Linked DNA regions of Homo sapiens: region 1 is linked to region 2. A link is a loop called in an ENCODE intact Hi-C map of the cell type or tissue named here. Cell type or tissue: heart right ventricle. All regions are shown on one strand. Each heading gives the region's core, and the rest is flanking DNA. Links, peaks and the distances in the headings are about the cores only.

Evidence for each region. A loop is a pair of places that touch in the nucleus more often than their neighbours do. Peaks named below come from ENCODE experiments on the same cell type or tissue, not always from the same donor. Only the 100,000 strongest peaks of a DNase experiment are listed, where the experiment ranks them.
Region 1: a loop joins it to region 2, with 7 times the contacts of the local background. A loop is called at or near these places in 15 of 110 quality-filtered maps.

The regions. Positions count from the first base shown.
Region 1 is chr13:28,949,842-28,960,183 of GRCh38, forward strand. The region is part of intron 2 of MTUS2 (microtubule associated scaffold protein 2); the gene reads left to right. Among named protein-coding and RNA genes, the nearest start is that of MTUS2, 130 kb to the left of the region's middle. In heart right ventricle, for the core only: a CTCF peak has its summit at 8,411; a DNase peak (open chromatin) is centred at 5,676; H3K27ac peaks cover 5,100 bases.
Region 2 is chr13:28,812,956-28,823,086 of GRCh38, forward strand. MTUS2 (microtubule associated scaffold protein 2) reads left to right here and starts at 7,384. Exons shown (of 16, transcript NM_001033602.4): 1 at 7,384-7,656. RefSeq lists silencers at 6,849-7,198, 7,289-7,358 and an enhancer at 7,258-7,758. In heart right ventricle, for the core only: a CTCF peak has its summit at 6,984 (motif pointing right); a DNase peak (open chromatin) is centred at 6,982; H3K4me3 peaks cover 1,773 bases; H3K27ac peaks cover 761 bases; H3K27me3 peaks cover 2,106 bases.

The sequences.
Region 1 (10,342 bases), core at 877-8,876, 140 kb after region 2:
TTTATCTGTTGGTGAACACTTGCACTGCCTCTGCATTTTGGCTATTGTGACTAATGCTGCTGTGAACATCCATGTACAAATATTTCTTTAGGACTTTGCTTTCAATTCTTTTGAATATGTATCCAACCCAGAAGGGGAATTTCTGGATCATGCAGTAATTCTATTTTAAATTTCTTGAAGAACTGCTGTACTATTTTCCACAATGGTTGCTCTATTTTACATTCACAACAGTGCACAAGGGTTCCAATTTTTCCACATCCTTGCCCACACTTGTTATTGTCTGTTTTTTGATACTAGCCATCCTTATGGGTACCCGGTGACATTTTATGGTTTTGATTTGCAATTTCCAAATGATTAGTGCTGTTCACCATCTTCATATTCTTGTTGGCCATTTGTATATCTTCTTTGGAGAAATTTGTATTCAAGTCCTTTGCTCATTTTTAATCAGGTTATTTGTTTTTGTTTGTTGTTGAGCTGTGGAAGCTCTGAAGGGCATTCGGGTATTAATCGTTTGTCAGATATGTGATTCGCAAATGTTTTTTCCCATTCAATAGGTTACCGTTTCACTATGTTAATGACAATTTTTGATACATAGAAGTCTTTTAGTGTAGTCAGATTTACCTATTTTTACCTTTGTTGCTTGTAATTTTGGCATCTGTCCAATAAATTCTTCCAAATCCAGTGTCATGAAACTTTTCTGTTTTCTTCTAAGACTTTAGCCTTACATTTAGGTCTAATTTCGATATTGTTATGTCTCAGGGAATAGGGAAGCCCAAAGCGAGAGAGAAATATGGAAAATGACCAGTCAGTGGAGCAGTCAGAACAAACATATTTATCAATTAAGTTTGCCATCTTATATGGGCATGGTTCATGGTGCTCCCAAAACAGTATAATAGTAACATCAAAGATCTCTGATCACAGATCACTGTAACAGATATATTAATAATGAAAAAGTTTGAAATATTGTGAGAATTATCAAAATGTGACATGGAGACATGAAGTGAGCACATGTGCCATTAGAAAAATGGCACCGATAGACTTGCACGATGCAGGGTTGCCACAAAGCTTCCATTTGTAAAAAACACAAAATCTGTGAAACGCAATAAAGTGAAACTCAGTAAAACAAGGTGTACCTGTAAAAGACATCTAAATTGAGAAGGAAGTAAAATTATCTATTTGTTGATGCAATGATCTTATATCTAGGAAACCCTAAAAACTCCACTTAAAAATTGTTAGAACTAATAAATTCAGCAAAGTACCAGGATGCAAAAGAATCACAAAAAATCAGCTGCATTTCTGTACACTAATAATGAACATTTCAAAATAAGAAAATTCCATTTACAATAACACCAAAAATAATACTTAGAAATTAACCAAGGAGGCAGAAGACTTACACACTGAAAACTATTTTGATAGAGATTGCATTAAAGCTGTAGATTACTTTGGATAGTATTGACATCTTAGTAATATTAAGTTTTCCAATCCATGAACACGGAATGTCTTTTCATTTATTTGTCTTTTAAAATTTCTTTCAGCAACATTTTATAGTCTTTCACCACTGAGTATGGTGTTTGCTGTGGGCTTTTCATATGTGATCTTATTATATTGAGGCAGTTTCCTTCTCCTCCTAGTTTTGTGAGTGCATTCTCTTAATTAAAAAAAATTAAAGTCTTGAGGCTGGGTGCAGTGGCTCACACCTGTAATCCCAGCACTTTGGGAGGCCACAGTGGGTAGATTACTTGAGGCCAGGAGTTTGAGACCAGCTTGGGCAACATGGTAAAACCCCATTTCTACTAAAAATACAAAAATGTGCTGGGTGTGGTGGTGCACGCCTGTAGTCCCAGCTTCCTGGGAGGCTGAGGCACGAGAATTGCCAGAACCCAGGAGGTGGAGGTTGCAGTGAGCCAAGATCACACTACTGAACTCCAGCCTGGATGACAGAGTGAGACTCTGGCTCAAAGAAAAAAAAAAAATTTAAAGTCTTGCATTTTATCCCAAGCACGATGATTAGGAAACCAAGATGAAGCATCTGACTTGGTATGATATCTGTTAGTAGGTGATGCCAGGTGACAGAGCTTCTGGTACTGGCCAGGGCAGGGTGGCATTTGTTGAAGGGCAGGGCTGGTGATAGAGTGCCTGTGTGCAGCATGCCCGCATAACCCATCTTTGTGTGGAAGTGCACCAGTGGCAAATGCCTGGATGACCTTTGAAAAAAAATTCATGATGCATATTTTATTTCCTGTCACAATTATTACTGTTTCTCCTTTTCTAAAAAAGAAAATTTCTTTATTTGATACTTTTAGTTACGGAAGTAATATATATTTGCTTTACTAAGTGAAGCAGCTTGGTACAAAGATACGTAGGTAAAATTAGTGATGTAAAGCTCTTTCCAATCCAACACAACTCCCTGAGACAGTCAGTGTTAACAACCTCACACATAACTTTCCAAAACATTCTTGCTCCATCAAATATATGAGCTCATTTGTACATACACTGATATTCCATTTTTATTTGAACAGAATAATATTTTTACTCATTATTCTGCAATTTGCGTTTTCAGTTTAACAATGGATCATGTACATTCCTGCAAATTAGTAGATGCAGATCTAACTGCATCTCTTTTTTCCTAATATCATATGCATGGGAATCATACACATATTGGGTGTTCTTTCAGATTTTTTTCGTTTTCCCTTACTTTCTCTTCTGTCATCTTATCTCTCATCATGCTTGGTAACCCACGTGAATTACTTGGTGCATATCTTTTTATGTTTTCCTCTATCCCCAGGTAACCATATGTGAACATATAAACATAAGGGGTTGAGAATATTTATTAACTTTTATTAAATGGTATATTAAACACACTTTTCTGTATCTTAGTTTTTTCATTAAACAAAACTTCGTAGAAGCATCTCCAACTCAACTGGCCATAGCTCACATTCATTCTTTTATGGCTACATACTGTTCCATGGTATGGACCTCTTATTATTTATTCAACTGTCACCTTTTGTTTTCTTTTTTGCCATTAGGAATAGTGGTATAATAAACGTATTTGTACATTCTTTTTGTACTGGTATTTTTACTTTAAAAAGTGTTACAGTGGGATCTCATTAAAATGTACCTTTAGCAATAGCTATTGCCAGATTGCTTCTAAAATTTTTTTAACAGTTGCCATTAGCAATTTGTGAGAATGCCCCTTTCTTGACATCTCTGTTAGCAATAAGTGCTAATCTTTATGATTTTTGCATCTGGATGGAAATGTTGAGTTTGAGCAGCTTTCTATACACTTGGTCTTTTTGTTCTTGACTTTGCTGGGAATTTCCTATTCATTTTTTTTTTTTTTGCACATTTTTCTACTGAGTTGCTTTTCTATCAACTAAGAGCTCTAGGCTGGGCGCAGTGTCTCATGCCTGTAATCCCTGCACTTTGGGAGGCCGAGGTGGGTGGATCGCCTGAGGTCAGTAGTTTGAGACCAGCCCGGCCAACATGGTAAAACCCCATCTCTACTAAAAATACAAAAATTAGCCGGGCATGGTGGTGTGCACCTGTAATCCCAGCTACTTGGGAGACTGAGAATGGAGAATCTCTTGAAATCTGGACGTGGAGGTTGCAGTGAGCCGAGACCAGGCCATTGCACTCCAGCCTGGGCAACAAGAGTGAAACTCTGTCTCAAAAGCTCTATTGATATCAGCATTTTATTTAAAAATGTTTATTGCAAATATTTTTAGGCCTTTTATTTGTCTTTCAACTTTGCTTGTGATATCTTTTGCTTTTGCAAAATTTTAAAATTTCCATATAGCCAAATATGTATCTTTAGTATTATGTTTATATGTTTTGTGGGATAAGCTCTCCATGCATTCCTAGGTTGTACATATAGTCCCCTCCCTAGATTTTCTTCTTAAGAGCCTATTGGCTTATTTTTGACATCTAGCCTTTCCTTTTATGTATTTTAGTAAAATTACTTTGTGTAATTTTTACATATGGGGCAAGTAAGAGGACCAAATTAATTTTGTTCCAAATAGACAGCCAAAGGTGTCAGCACCATTTATTTGAGTCCCAAAAACATACTGAAGGGGGCGTTAAGGCTTCCCTTGTCAGATGTTAAAACATACTATAAGGGCTACTATAATAAAATCAATGTGATAGACAAATGTGTCAATGGAACAGAATGGAGACTCCAGAAATAGATCTCAGTATAAGTAAAAGTTTAAAATATGACAATGCGGTATTTAAATTCTGTTGTTAAAAGAGTAGTATATTTAAAATATATCTACTTTTTAAAAATTTCAGGGGAAAAAAGAATTTGCAGAGTGTGTTCATTTTTATCAACAATGCAGATAAATATTCATGGCATTTGCGAATAAATTCCACAGAAAAATGCAGAATCTTTGCTGAAGAATTTCTCAGTGGCGGCTCATTTTGGTGTATTTCAGTGACTGTGACAATGACAGTCAAGTCATTTGCTGACCTCACACCATAAGTGCTGACAAGTCTGAGGGAATATCCCAGTGGGTCACTTCTTAATTTCAAGGCACTACAGATGACACAGATGGTACAAGATTAATTACCTAAAAACAAAAGAAAATTGTGACCTTCCATTAGTTTCTTCTCTCATTAGTCCATGCACACGGGGCATTTCCTAACCGAATGCAGCTGGGCAGAATTAGGAGGGAGGGTGTGTTCCTTTATTCAGGAATGTATTCATAGTGGCCCATATGGGGAGTGGGTGTGGGCAGTGCTAAGAGATTCTGAGGAGGAAGGTGGTGGTGTGGGAGCATCATTGAAGTGGAGCCGTGAAGCAGAGGTAGGATTTTAACAGGTGGAATGGAAAAGGTGGCCTTCCAAGAACGTGTGTGACATAAGCACACACGCATGTGCAATAGTTTGGTGAAGTGGATATGTGAGGAGAGAGGGGAATGATCAGGTTAGGAGTGATCAGCCCTACATGATCAGAGGTGGGGCCTCCAGCATGGGAGACTTACGTATAGGGCTGAGTTTGTTTTGGAAAGGTCACTTCGAGGGGTGGTTGGAGTAGAGTCCATTCAGAAGTCTCTTCATAACCATGACCTTATTTGGCCTGTGCTCTGTTGACTGCCCCCAGACAGTTACCATTTACTGAGCAATTCCAGATGCCAAGGTTCATTAGGCACTTCCCATGCAAGAACACTGTGGAGTCAGCAATCGATCCTGGTCTTACAGGTAAGAAAACTGAGTAACGAGACCAGTTTTCACTGGGTTATGTTTATTGGCAGAGCTGCTATTCAGAGTCTGGTCTGATAGGATCCAAAGACTTTGCCCTTTCTAACCTATGACACTGTCTTTTACCCACATGTTACATCTGCGCCCCTGCCACCTGCCCACAGTAATACCAGCCTGACATTGCACGATTTCTGTGAAGTTTTGCGTAATGCAGCTTGCATTATGGTTAATGCACCCCATGCATAATTGAACTGACTTTAAAGAATAAAATATAAATACAAACTAAAAGCAGATTTATAAGTATCTAGAGGCAGCTTTTGTGTGGTACAGCATTTAAGGAAAGCCTTTATCTTGTTGTCAGCATATTGCCACATTAGCCAGAGCCAGCCAGATGGGAATGTGGTGGCCCACTTAGGTCCTCTTTAATTGCTCACTATAAATAGCTTAATGATGCCGCCATAAAAGGTCTCTGATGTAAGTGAGGGGCTCAGTGTGACCCATATATGTGATGGTTTTCTAGGTGTCTGTGTCTGGGAAAATGGATGGCCGTGTCTGAGATGGTTTTCACTGCTGAAATGAAAGCTTCATTTGTAAGCCAATCCTTTCTTACTCCCCCTCCCTTCAGATGCCATTGTCTCCCTCATTCCTTTCTGCTGTCATCTATGGGGAGGTTGAGGTTGACACTTTATCACTCTCACATGCCAGATAGAATTCCAGCACCCACTTGACCTGGCACCAGGGAGAAGTGCCTGCCTGAGCCAGTCCTGATCTAAGAGGGGCCACTGCAGGCCTTCATGGCATGCCCCTTTCTGCTTGGACCATCATGGGAACTTTAGACACCTTGCTTTGCTCCAGACATGGATGAATTTTCTTTTTTTAAAAATTTCCAGAAGTTATTGGGACACAGGTGGTATTTGGTTATGTGAGTGAGTTCTTTAGTGGTGATTTGTGAGATTTTGGTGCACCCGTTACCCCAGCAGTATCCACAGCACCATATTTGTAGTCTTCTGTCTCTTGCCCCCCCCCATCCTTTCCCCCAAGTCCCCAAAGTCCATTCTGTCATTCTTATGCCTTTGCGTCCTCATAGCTTAGCTCCCACATACCAGTGAGAACATACAATGTTTGGTTTTCCATTCCTGAGTTACTTCACTTAGAATAATAGTCTCTAATCTCATAGACATGGATGAATTTTCTTGATTCAGTCACAAGATCATTTCCGCCATGGTTGTCACTAGCTTTTTTCAGTCCCCACCCTCACCCTCACTCCTATCCCCAGCACCGGGTAGGAGTCTCCCTTAAGGTTCTCGCCTGCCACAGGTTGTAGATGGTGCCACATCAGTTCAATAGGGCGGCAGCAACCCAGTGCTCCTTCTGGTCTACCTGCTCCACCCCCACTGGAGGTTGGCTTCCCACCTTTGTATGAAACATCCCAGTAAAACTTGGTTGGCTTCCCCACCAAAGCCTCTTTTTTCAAAAAGGATAGAATCCTGTAGAATTGGAGATATGAGAGGTCAGGAGGGTTGCACTGAAAGCAGAGGGGGCTACTGGGTAAAGACCATACATAATAAAGACCCAAACTTCAGGGGAGTGTGTATAGCTGGAAGAAACAAAAACACCAATGAAACAAACACTGTAACTTGGAGGATTAAAGGGAGATAGAGGGAGTGAGGGAGCAGTGGGAGGCAGTCCTGGGGAGGTTGTATGGATAAGCTGGTGGGAAGGAAGTGTGGCGGGGACAGAGGGAAGAAGGCTGCCCTAGAGATGGGTGAGCTGGCGGAAAGGAAGTGTGGCGGGGACAGAGGGAAGAAGGCTGCCCTAGAGATGGGTGAGCTGGTGGAAAGAAAGTGTGATGGCGACAGAGGGAAGAAGGCTGCCCTCGAGATGGGCGATCTGGTGGGAAGGAAGTGTTGGGGGACAGAGGGAAGAAGGCTGCCCTAGAGATAGGTGAGCTGGCGGGAAGGAAGTGTGGCAGGGACAGAAGGAAGAAGGCTGCCCTAGAGAAAGAGCAATGCTTTCATAGTCTGGAGCTTGCACCTGCCTTTCCACATGTGCTAAAAGATGTATCACAGTGTACAAAGAGCTCTGGACGTGGAGATAATGGTTGGATTCTCACTGGAATAGAAACAACTTGGTACTTTGGCCCATTAGCATGGGTGCTAATCAGTTGGTGTTAGTGTCTGGTATCCTTTCCCTTTATGAAGAGGTGATCTTTTCCTTACACATAAAAAAATTAATACCAGTGATGACATTTGCCATTCATTCAATACCCATGTTTCCTTTGCACCATGGTTCTTCTCTCCAAAGTTTATCATAAGTCAGTAAAGCGGGGGATACTTTCCTTATTCTATTACATTTTGGTCTTCTGTATCCCTTGGTTCCACATTAATGGATTCATCCAACTGTGGATTGAAAATATTCAGAAAAAAGGAGGATTGCATCTATATTGAACATGCACAGACTTTTTTTCTTGTCACTCTTTCTTAAATAATACAGAATAACAACTATTTATCTAGCATTTACATTGTGTTGGGTATTACTAGTAATCTAGAGAGGATTTAAAGTATACAGGAAGATGTGCTCAGGTTAGATGCAAATACTATGGCATTTTATGTCAGACACTTGAGCACCCACAGATTTTTGTATCTGGAGGGGGGGGTCCTGGGACCAATGCCCTGTGGATACTGGGAGATGGCTGTATTCAGGTAACTTGCCAAGGCCACAGAGGTGAATTTAGAACTCTCTGATTCTAAACTCACACTCTTTCTTGGGAACCACGTCTTTTCTCTCAGAAGCACAGATGTGCATGAACCCTGCAATATGATGCCAGGAATTGGTTCTATTTGCTATGGAATTCAGGAATGTAGCATTCTATGTTTTGTGATAGGCATGGGATAGGAGACATGTGACAAAACTGTAAGGTGGACCTTTAATGAATTACTAGCCTAGACACCTTGAAAAACCACATGCCTGGGGCATGGTCTCCGAGCACAGCCATTTTTTTCTGAAATGAACAGGTGCTGCAACCCGTTGTGCTGGAATTGTCAGCGTTGGCTGTGCTCTAACAGTAATAAAGTAAGAAAAAATGTCCAAGTGCTTATTAGGCATCTGAATTTAACTTGTGCCTCCTGCTTAATTAGCATAGTAGTTTGGAATCCTCAGCTCCCAGCCTATCTGTGATCTCCGGCTGCCCCGGATAGTGGGTTTGTAGAGCCACCAGGCGGAGGGCGTTTTCCCAGCTGTCTGTACTTGGCGTGGGCTGCCTGTTTTCCCGCAAGCCTACTGCTTGCTTGATTTATCTTTATTAACGTAAAATGAATCTATAAGTACGGTGGCACTGCATGCTATTTAAGATCATTTATATCCAACTTCAGCTAACTGAAGATGGTGAGGAAAATATAAGTAAGCCTAAAGGATGTTGGAGCAGCCTAAATTGATGTTGGGAAATTTGTATATGAAGTGAAGAGTCTGTTATTCTTAGTCTGTTTACTATTGTTTAAAAATATCTCCAAAAGATTTGACTGTCTGGTGTCTCAGGCTGCACGCTGGTAAAAGTAGCAGATTAAAAGGTGTGGAAATTCTCTGGAGGCAGCCACATTGACAAGAGCTAGAAGTAGAAAATGGAACAGGCAATTACAGGAACTTCCAAAATTGGGTCAACAGGTCCCATTTAACATGACAGCAAATGGAAGAGTGCGCATCACATAGCAAACTCCAAGTGAATCTTTTGGAATAAAGAAAGCTGTAGCTGTGGATGTTTGCATCGTTGAGCTTGTCAGCAAGGTTAAATTCATTTCAGTGGCCTGTGTTTCAGAAGGATAAGGCAATGCATAATTCACTTTAAAGCTATGTGTATATTTAATATTTAACAAATTTTTAAAAAATTAGTATTTAAAAAAACAAGCTGGACTTATGCTTCTGGGAAGAGGGTAGGCTTCTGAGAATATAAGTGAATACTCCTAGGCAGACCAGCTAGAGACCTCAGGACTTGAGGAGGAACACAGTGGTGGGGGTCCCTGGGCTTGCTTCTTGCCTCATCTGTCTCAGAGTGGGAGCAGAAGCAGCTGGTAACCCAGAAGAGCCCATGGATACAGAGGAAAAAGCCCCAACAACAGCCGGCTTTCTCTAGCCAGAAGACCAGGAAAGGAGCAGTTCAGTAAGACAGGAAACTTCTCTGATCACCTCTCGACTCCAGCTGAACACCACGGAAAAAGTGTGCCGCCACTTCCACCTGTGCCGGTGAATGTCACATGGAGAGCCTAGGCTCCCCATCTTCTGAGATTGTAATGACCCACTGCAGTGGTGTCAGAGAAGGCCCAGTGGAGAGGCAGGACTTCATCACCCCACTAGCAATGAGGTCGCATACCCCTTCCATGGTTCAGTGGAAGCCATATGGGGAGCCTGGACTTCTAGCCCTGTGTTAGTCTGTTTGCATGGCTATAAACTGGGTAATTTATAAAGAAAGAGGTTTGTATGGCTCATGGTCTGCAGGCTGTACACAAAGTATTAGTGTCAGCATCTGCTTTTGGTGAGGGCCTCAGGAAGCTTCCACTCATGGCAGAAGATGAAGGGGAGCTGGTGAGTCACATGGTGAGAGAGGGAGCAGGAGGGAGAAAGAGGAGGTGCCAGGCAATTTTAAACAACCAGATTCCAAGTGAACTCATAGAGTGAGAACCCACTCATTATTGCTAGGTCAGGACCAAGCCATTCATGAGGGATCTGTCCCCATGACTCAAACACCTGCCACTAGGCCTACCTCCAACATTGGAGGGTACATTTCAACATGGGATTTGGAGGGGACAAAACGTCCAAACCGTATCACACCACCTGTCAGTAATGTGATGGTGCAGCCCCCTTCCCCATTTCTTCTGCCAGAGCATTATCAGTTTAAAGGAGTCAGCATCTCATAACAAATAACATAATATGCAAAATGTCCAGTTTTCAATAAAGAAGAATTTGTCATACCAAAAACCAGGAAAATCTCAAAGCTAATGAGAAAAGACAATCAATAGATACCGATATTGAGGTGACAAGTGTTAGAACTATCTGACAAAGATTTTAAAACAGCCATTATAAAATTGCTTCAATAACACACAAAAAAATGCTCAATGCCATTAGGAAAATGCAAATCAAAACCACAATTAAATAC
Region 2 (10,131 bases), core at 2,132-10,131:
GTATAATTTTTAAAACAGAGAATAAAAAACAATGGAAAGTTTCCCTTAGTCAATCCAAGGAAGGTAGAAAAGAAGAAAAGATGCATTGAAAAGCAGGACCAATAGAAAGCACAAAATTGTATGGCAGAAATAGGTTCTATTATATAAGTCGTTGAAATGTTTTAAATGGGGCAGATCCACAGGTTAAAAGATAAATGTCGTCAGACTGAATAAAAATAACCAGATATTGCAAGCTTACAAGGAACATACCTAAGAAAGCACAGAAAGGTAAAATGATGGAAAAAGATATATGCCTCTTATTTACCAAAAGGAAGCTTCTGTAGAAATGCTTACAGGAGAAGAAAATATATTTTAAGGTAAACAGTTTTAAGGAAAGAGTCACTTCATAATTATAAAATATATTTTACCAAGAATATATAGCATTTCAAAACTTATTTGCCTCTAGTAACGTAGCTTCAATACATATACAAAGCAGCAGCTCACAGGATTGCAAAGAGAAATTAACAAATTCAGCATCACAGTGGGGGATTGTAATACTCTCAGTAATTGATAGCTCATGAAGACAAACTCAGAAAAGATAGACTACTTGGATGAAAAAAATTAAAAAGCTCAATCTAAAAAGTCCAATGTAGAGCCCTACACCTAAATTAGAAGATACACATTCTTCTCAAGAATGTGCAGTATTTTTGAGTAGGCCGCAAAGCAAGTGTATATCTATTTCAAAGAATTTGTATCAAAAAGACCATGTTTTCTGGCCACAATTAAATTAAATTAAAAATAGCAAAAAGATATCTAAAAAAGCCTCATGCATTTAGAAATTAACACACTTCTAAAATAATTCATGGGTCAAAGAAGAAATCACAACGGAAATTAAGAACTTTATAATTTAATGATATTGAAAGTACTGTAGCTAAAAATGTGTGGGAAATATATATGTGCAAAAAAAGACAGGAAATATATATGTGCAAAAAAAGATTGAAGAATCATGAGCTAAGTTTTCAATTTGGAAGTGAGAAAAAGAATAGAATAAGCCCAAAGAACATAGAATAAAGGAAAAAATAATAATCAGAACAGAAATTAGTAAACTTGTAAAGAAAATACAGTAGGGTCAACAAAGTCAAAAGCTGGTTCTTTAAAAAGACAAAAAGGAGACAAACTTCAGGCTTAATGAATTAAGAAAACAAATATTAAGAAAAAAGTCACATCTAAACAATATTAGAAAAAAATGGCTGTAACTATAGAAGTAGCAGGTATTTAAAACGAGTAAGAAAATACTATGAAGAGAGCACTGCAATGACGATATATATATATAAACAACTCCATGCTAGTTGTGAAGGATACAGAACTGTCCCTTAAAGGAAGGACTCGCCTCAGCTCTTGGCAATGCTGTGAGCAGATTGTCTTGGGCCGTCTACTCCTTGTGTTTGCCTCACCTGCAGAGAGCCCCCTCGCCCAAGAATACACCTTCCCTGGAAAGTCCATAGCCAATGGTGGATCTGGTAGGGACATAGAGACCTTAACCATTCAGCCCACCCTGGGACAATTCTGAATGAGTCCTACATGTAGCAGTGTGCATGTAAATGTTTAATAACGGGCTCCTTTAAGGAAAACATCCTGATTTGCAGTGTTTGCTAATTTCTGTGGTGAAAATACATCCTCCATAGATGGTTTCAAGCTACCAAAGTAGTATCACTAAATGTGAAGTTGGGAATAGATGCAAAATAGTACACTACTACATAGTATTTCCATCATACAGCTATGCCAGTGGTAAATAAACTCAACACTGGCCAGGGGGAGGTGGCTTACACCTGTAATCCCAGTACTTTGGGAGGCACAGGTGGGAGGATCGCTTGAGATCAGGAGTTCGGGAGCAGACTGAGCAATATAGCAAGACCCGGTCTCAATTAAAAAAAGAAAAACAAAAAAACCTCAACAGTGTACTTTACTGCTCATGTAGTAATTAGGGAAGGATGAGTTTTGAGTATTCACTTTGTTTTCAATAAATAAATGTAATTGTAGGTTTATATAATTTAATCTTTAATAATGGCTGTTTTAACAACCAATTCACAAAAATTTAACAAGTGATGCTCAGGAGCTGGTAGGAGCAGGCTCAGCACACCACTCTGTATGTGCTCCAGGACTTCTTGTGGTTAGGACAGCGGCTTTGTTGGACTTGAATCATGGTTCAAACTCTCCCTCTGTCCAATCCTGGCTCCCATCCCTTCCCAGAGGCCCTGACCCCTAATACCTACCTTGCTCTCTGGTACATCAGTTGGCTACCCAAGTGTTATTCATGACTTGCAAACGCCACTCTATTCTTTCTTCCTCAGGCTTTTCCCACTGGCATTTCATCATTTTGGAATTTCACAAGGCAGATGCCTCTGTTCTACCCACATGCTCCTCAGTCTAGTAAGGCCCTGGGAAAAGGCTCCAGCAGACACCTGTGCTGCCCTGCACATCTCCTTGGCTCCCTCTCAGCCATAGTTCTGATGGGTGCTCCCTGTGAGTTGACAATGTCTTATCTCAAGGATGCGGCTATGGGTCACTCTGATTCTCTGCCTAGAGCCTTTTCTAAAGCACTAGGCGCCTTTGGGAGTTAAAGCTCCACAGGCAATTCCAATCAATGGAGAACAGGAGCCCAGAGGGTAAATGCTCGGCCCTGTGTCTTTGAAATGACCATTGTAAGCTCCTCAGAGATCCAAGTGGTATTATGTCCTTGTGTGCCTGTTACATATAACAGTGGCCTTGAGAATATACTTTTAAGTTGCCTTTCATACTTCTCTGTCTTAACATCTCAATTTCATCATTCCTGCTTCCTGAGATCACCTTCAAAAATAAACTATCTAGCTGGGCGTGGTGGCTCACACCCGTAATCCCAGCAGGATTGAGAGGCTGAGGTGTGTGGATCACGAGGTGAGGAGTTCGAGACCATTCTGGCCAACGTGGTGAAACCCCATCTCTACTAAAAATACAAATATTAGCCGGGCACGGCGGCGGGCGCCTATAATCCCAGCTACTCAGGAGGCTGAGGAAGGAGAATAACTTGAAGCCGGGAGGTGGAGTTTGCAGTGAGCCGATATTGCACCACTGCACTTCAGTCTGGGCAACAGAGCAAGACTCTGCCTCAAAAAACAAACAAACAAACAAAAAACAATAACAATTAACTATCTGTATCCAAGTCATTCTACCAGTCTCTGCTTTGGGAAGGAATCTACACTACGATACTTGATACACTATGATACTTGCTGATCATATATATATATATATATATATATATATATATATATATATTTAATTCAAGAGAACATTCTACTCTTCCTTTCACAGCTTTTTTTTTTTTTAATTTAATTTGGCTGGGCGCGGTGGTTCATGCCTGTAATCCCAGTACTTTGGGAGGCTGAGGCGGGCGGATCACTTGGGGTCAGGAGTTCGAGAACAGCCTTGCCAACATGGTGAAAACCCATCTTAACTAAAAATACAAAAATTAGCCTGGATATGGTGGCATGCACCTGTAATCCCAGCTACTCGGGAGGCGGAGGCAGGATAATAACTTGAACCTGGAGGTGGAGGTTGTGGCGAGCTGAGATTGTGCCACTGCACTCCAGCCTGGGTGACAGAGTGAAACACCATCTCAAAAAAAATTAATTTTATTTTAGATTCAGGGGGTACATGTGCCTGTTTGTTACATGAGCATACTGGAGATTGGGCTTCTAGTGTACCCATTACCCAAACAGTGAACACTGTACCCCATAGGTAATTTTTCAGCTCTCGCCCCCTGCCCACCCTCCCCTCTTTTGGTGACCCAGTGTCTATTATTTCCATCTTTATGTCCATGTGTACTCATTGTTTAGCTCCCACTTATAAGTGAGAATGTGTGGTACTTGGTTTTCTGTTTCTGAATTACTTCACTTAGGATAATGGCCTCCAGCTCCAGCCCATGTCACTGCAAGAGACATGATTTCATTCTTTTTGATGGCTGCATAATATTCCATGATGCATTAATATATGGACCACATCTTCTTTATCCAGTCAACTGTTCATTGACATTCAGGTTGGCTCCATGATTTTGCCATTGTTCTTTTCACAGTTTCTAAATACAGCATAACCAACTGTTAAAATAAGACTTATCTTGGAATGCTGCCAGGTGGGCCAATAGATAACTATGACAGTTTGGGACCTCTGAAAAGCAGATGTCAAGATAGGATTAGATGTGCCAAAATATTTTAAAGAAAACACCTGTGCAGGATAGTGCAGGAGGGAGAAGGAGCCTGGCATGCAGGTGAGGAGTGCCTTCTGACTGCAATACAGGTCTGACACTTGTGAATGGAGAGAGGGAAGGGAAGAAGATTGGGTAGGAAGAGCTCCAGACTGCAGCACATTCTGAGAAAGCCCTGGTAGGGTGGTAGGAATTCCAGAGCAAAGACTGCCCACTAGAGGCAGAAAGGGCATAGCTCTAGCGCTCTCACCATGTTCCGTTGTGAGCTGGAAACAGCTGGGGAATGTGTGACCTTGGTATGAGCTCTGTGGTGGATCCAAATGTGTGACAGCTGAAGGCTGTCAGTTGCTCAAGCTTCCAAGATCTCAGGGGATCACCTCCCTCCATGCCACCACACAGATAGGTATCCCCACACATAAATCCATATAAATGGAGGTATTGGACCATCTTTGTAGGATTTGCTAAGTTGGGGTTCTGCCACCTTCAGACCAAATTGAAGGAAAGGAGAGAGCAATCAAGGGAGAAGATGAGAACGACACGGTGCTGACAGGGAGAAGGAGGACCCACCCACTTCATGCAAAGAAAGGCATGCTTCCAAAGAACTACTTGGAGAGCCTGGCATGTGTCACCTGGAGTGTGGGGACATGCATGAACCCAGAGATGGCTGAGAAGCTTCAAGGAAAGAGGCCGGTCAGAGTTACCTGTGACCAGAGAAGAAGAAAAGAGAACTGCAGTGACAGTGGCCTGCACTTCTATAGCGTGATGGGCCAAATGCCAGTTGGTGTCCGTGGGTCAGCACGCACGTGGTGGAAGGTAGCTGGGACTGACTGCCAGGGCATGGTGCCTTGCAGAGGGCCTGAATGAGGCTGACCACCAGTGAAGCTGAGGCTGAAGTTGCAGGGTCAGAACCCCACCCTGCCCAACTTGAGAAACCAGTGTTTTTTTTTTTTTTGAAACGGATCTCGCTCTGTCGCCAGGCTGGAGTGCAGTGGAGCGATCTCCGTGAACTGCAACCTCCACCTCCCGGGTTCAAGCGATTCTCCTGCCTCAGCCTCCGAGTAGAGGAGCCTAGAGGCATGTGGCACCATGTCCAGCTAAACTTTTTGTATTTTTCATAGAGACGGGGTTTCACCACGTTGGCCAGGATGGTCTCGATCTCTTGACCTCGTGATTCATCCACCTCGGCCTCCCAAAGTGCTGAGATTATAGGCGTGAGCCACCGCATCCGGCTTCTTTTTTTGACAGAGGCTTGCTCTGTCGCCCAGTTGGAGTGCAGTGGCATGATCTCGGCTCATTGCAACTTCCACCTCCCAGGTTCAAGCAATTCTCCTGAGGAGATGGAATTGCAGGTGCACGCCACCACACCCAGCTAATTTTTGTATTTTTAGTAGAGACAGGGTTTCACCATGTTGGCCAGGCTGGTCTCGAACTCCTGACCTCAAGTAATCCACCGGCCTCAGCCTCCCAAAGTGCTGGGATTACAAGCGTGAGCCTCCGTGCCCGGCGGTGGAACCCGTCTTCACAGAGCTAGCTGGGGAGAACACAGAAGCAGGAAGCGAAGGTCGTTTTCCTCCTCCTTGCAGGCTTCTGAGCTTGGGTCAGGTTGGGGTCTGGTGGGTGGTGGGAGGCTAGTGGGGAAGGCTTGAATGGATTGCGATTAAAGTTTTGATTTGGATTGGGCTGGACTTTTTATTATCAGCAAATCTGACTGTTTATGAACACCTGAAAGTGACAGGAAAAGCTATGAAATTTGCCCCAGATTCTTCCAGGGGAGAAGGGAGAGCTTCTGGAATAATTTTTAAAGACAGTGGTCTGAAAAAAAAAAGTGCCATTTCATGATTTCCCTTCACCAAGTAGTCCAGTTGGTTAAAAAAAAAAATTAACTGTCATAAAGTATTGGTTAACACAGTGGTTTGGAAAGACATCCCCTAAAAACAAAAAACGCCAACCTAAATAGTGCAAAGACCAGCAACATCGTTTCATCTTTATAATGGTAAATGTTTATTCCATTGCTGTTTGAATCAGTCTGCAGAAGTCCTCTGGTTTCGCTTGCCTTTTCAAACCTCCAGGTGCACCGCGTGAGGGAGTCTGAGCATTTCAGGTAGGACTGGAAAAAGGTCTTTGAGAAATCATTAATTAATCTATTTACCTTACCATAAGAGCAGTCAAGGCTCGCTGGAACCCCTCGGACAGTGGGGAGGCACATTTGGTGCTCATTAAACATAGAAATAAGCTTGCTTCTAGAAAGAAACGCCTGCCTTTTGCGCAAATCTTTTCAGAGACTGGCTTTGGGCTCCTATGAATCAGGCACCCTAGCGTCCTCCAAAGTTCTTCCCGATGCTGAACCCCAATGCCTCCTGCTGCGCCTAATTCGAAGCGGCTCCCTCTTCTGTTCTGAGCGGAAAACAGCGGAACCCATTCCTGGAGGCCTGCCCTGGAACGGCCAACTCATTCTTACTCCTTTCTCCTGGGGTCCGATGCTAGGGCACCACGGTGACCAGCCGCGCAGCGGGCAGCGGCCCGCGCCGCGCCCACCGCCTGCGGAGGCTGGGTCTGGGTCTGGGTCTGGGGCTGGAGCTGGGGCTGGGGCTGAGGCGGGAGCTGGGGCGGGGGCGGGGGCTGGGGCTGGGGCTGGGGCTGGGGCTGGGGCTGGGGCTGGGGCGGGCAGGCGCGCGCGCAGGAGCGGGCGCAGGGGCCGTCGGCAGAGGGCGCTACGGCTCCCGGCTGCGGAGCTGCGACGCGGGGCGCGGGGCGCGGAGCGCGGGCCGGGAGGAGGCGCCTGGGTCTCGGCGAGTGCGTCTCCGGGCGGCCGGGAGGGGGTGCGCGCATCAGCTGCCCCGCGCCGCCTACCGCTCGGGCCCGCTCGCCGCCCGGCCACTGTCACCGCGGACGGCACCTCGCGGGCGAGGCGCGCCGGCTGCGTGGCGCGCTGCGAAGGTTGGGCTGGGCGGCCGCCGGCCCCGCGGCTTCTCTTTGTCCAGGCGAGGCGGCTGGAGGAGCAGCCGCGGCCGCGGCGGAGCCGGGAGCGCCTGGGCGTCGTGCGGGCGGCTCCGGTCCCCGGCTGCGCCCCGGCCCTCGAGCGGGGGCGGCGGCCTGGGCGGTGCCTGCGCCGAGGTGAGTGCGGGGGCGCGGAGCGGAGCGCAGCCGCGGCGCGGGCGTGGGCGGGCAGAGGTGATAGCGAGCGCCGGCGGCTCCAGGTGCGGGGGCGCCCCTCGCGCTCCACCTGCGCCGCCGCCGCCGGCTCTCAGGGCAAGTTTATCTCCCCCCTTCTGCGGAAACCCTTGACCGCTTAGCGGAGTACAGACCTGTCGGTAAATAGAAAACTCGAGCTGGAGAGGAGGAGGAAGCAGCGTGGCGGAACCCGGCCCGAGATGAGCGTCTCCGTGAGGGCAGTGGTGGCCTCTTGGACATTACATCTTTCTTGGCTCTTTTTGACCCAGGTGAGCGAATCCTCTGCTGCGCGGTCCGGTGGGGTCGGCTGGCTCTGCTGCCGCCCTCTGGACCCGCCGGAGACAGGTGAGCGGAGTTGGGGAGCGCGCAGCCGGGCTCGGGGCAGCGCCGGGCTGGTTCGGCTTCTCGTCTCCAGAGCGCTGATGCTTCCTGCCCACATCACCTGCTCTGGCTTAGGGACTGCAGCTCTTTTGGCACCTTCGCTTGCTGCCAGGTTCAACACCCACTGCTTTAGAGGCGTTGGTAGGTTAGTTAAGGCGAGTTCTCCCCTACCCACCCCCAGCTTTGGATAATTTGGTCTGAGTCTTCGTCTTAATTTAGTATGAGTGTGTTATTTCCTTCAAGCTTTATAATGGTAAAGCAGTGAAGCGGCTTGCTACATCCATTTTTTTTTTTCATTCTGTGCCTGTGCACAGAAGGAATTACAGGCACACAAGTGATGTTACTACCATTCTATTTTAAATACAAACACGGAAAGAAGTACTCTTGGCAGGATACCAAAGGCGCCTGTACTCTCTGTTATATAAATGCTTAAAAAAATTTGCTCATTGGTAAAGTTATGTGTGATTACCAGAGCACCTAAGAAGAGAGTGTCATGCTTTTAGTTTACTTGGAGATAAGCAGTGGTCTTAGCTTGAGGTACCCTTTTAAGATAATATAGGACCCTATATTAAAAAAGTCATTAGGTATAATTGTAAAGCATTAAAAAATTGGTTTTGTAAAGTCTATTAGGAATTGGTGAGAATTCTTTGACTACTTATTGATAAAAAGATCCTACATGTATACTTTCTAGTTTTCAAACTATTGAATGATTTTATTTTTATCTCTGATGGAAACTTAGTAATTGTGAGTTGCCAGTTATTAAAGATGTGTCTCTCTTTCCCTTCCCTTTCCCCAGGCCCCAAAACCAGTACTCACATTTATGGCTATTTTTTTCAGGTAAAAATACAAAAGTAGAAAACATCAGATATACTGATGGCTGGGAACAGCCCTTGTCCCTCCTCCACCCAGTATTCTGTTCTAATTGGTCTGGGCTGATACCTTGATACCTGTAATGTTAAAAAGCTTTCCTGGTGATTCTAACGTGTAGCCAGGGGTGAGACCCATTGTGGAGCATTGTATTGTCACTTTCTGTAGCCTATGGTGTTGCTACAGTGGTTTAAGGTAAGTCAAAAATACGTTGTTAGAAACATGGGAAGAAAAAAATGGTATTGGAAAGGGGACACATCAGAGAATTACAGCATGTAGACTTTTGTGTTTTGTCTAAATGCTCTTTCTTGATTTTCCTGCGAAGAGTAGTTGATGTTTATTAGGGACCCATAATTCCATGTAGAATACTTACGGGAATCTTAAGTGATATATTTCATTTGCAGAAGTACCAATGAAAGTTGAGTAGTAGTGGCAGGATATTCATTTATGTTTACACGGTAAAGTAAGTCATAGGAAAGATTATTTTCCATATCAAATTAAAAACTTTTACTATAAACTAGTAAATTAAGTGCAAAAAGTTTTTATTGTTTTTAAGGTCAGAAAGAAACCTGGCCTCTGAGTCAGTGTTTTCTGTCTCCCTTATGTAATCCCAAATATCCAAATCTAGGAGCAGATCTTATGGATGGTTTATGAAGGCTTATGTAAGAGCTATGACTGTGCTTTTGGTACTCCATTAAACTCCCTGTTTGGGCTATTACATAATTGACACGGAACTAGACTGTTAAAGCCAAAATCCAGGAGGATGCCGAAACCCACTCCGGCATACGCACTTTTATAATGAATTGCTGTTGCCAAATTGGAGGGAACAGCAGGGATGGTGGTTTGTGAAAGAGAGGTAAGAATAGCATCTGGGGGATTGATGTAATAGAAGACTGTTATGCTTAGCGATTTTCTAGAGATTTGAATGCTGTGGCAGAAACCTCTCTAGTCCTTTCTATCTCCAGCAGAGGCAGATCGACTGGGGAGCTAATGAACCTAAGCCTCAGGTCCCTCCGTCACAGAGGCTTCTTTGGAGCCCTCTGGGAGGGGCACTGGCAGTGTGTTCATGTGGTCATCCCTGAGTTTGTATTTGTACTTTTGGATTTTTTTTTTAAATAAGGAGAGTACTCTTTCTATATTCCCACCCCCCAATTATATAAACCCAAGGTTCCACAGACCCTGAATCTATCCCTGTCTTCAAACCTGTGTTCAAGTATTAACTTATAAAATTGCCTATTCTTAGTTTAATTTTTGTCATCTGAAAAGATGAAAAAAATCTGTACAATATCATAGTTGACTTGCTGAGAAAATGCAAACTGCTATAACCTAGGGCTGTATAGAGCCACTGAAATCAGGCACATACCTGGAGAACTAGCTCTTTGCCTCGTGATCGCACACACATGGGATTGTTTTGGATCAGTGTGTGAGCTGGAGGTGGAGAAGAGTGGAAACGGGTTGGGGAAGGGAGGAAAGTGGGTTAAAGCTCTTCCTCCTCT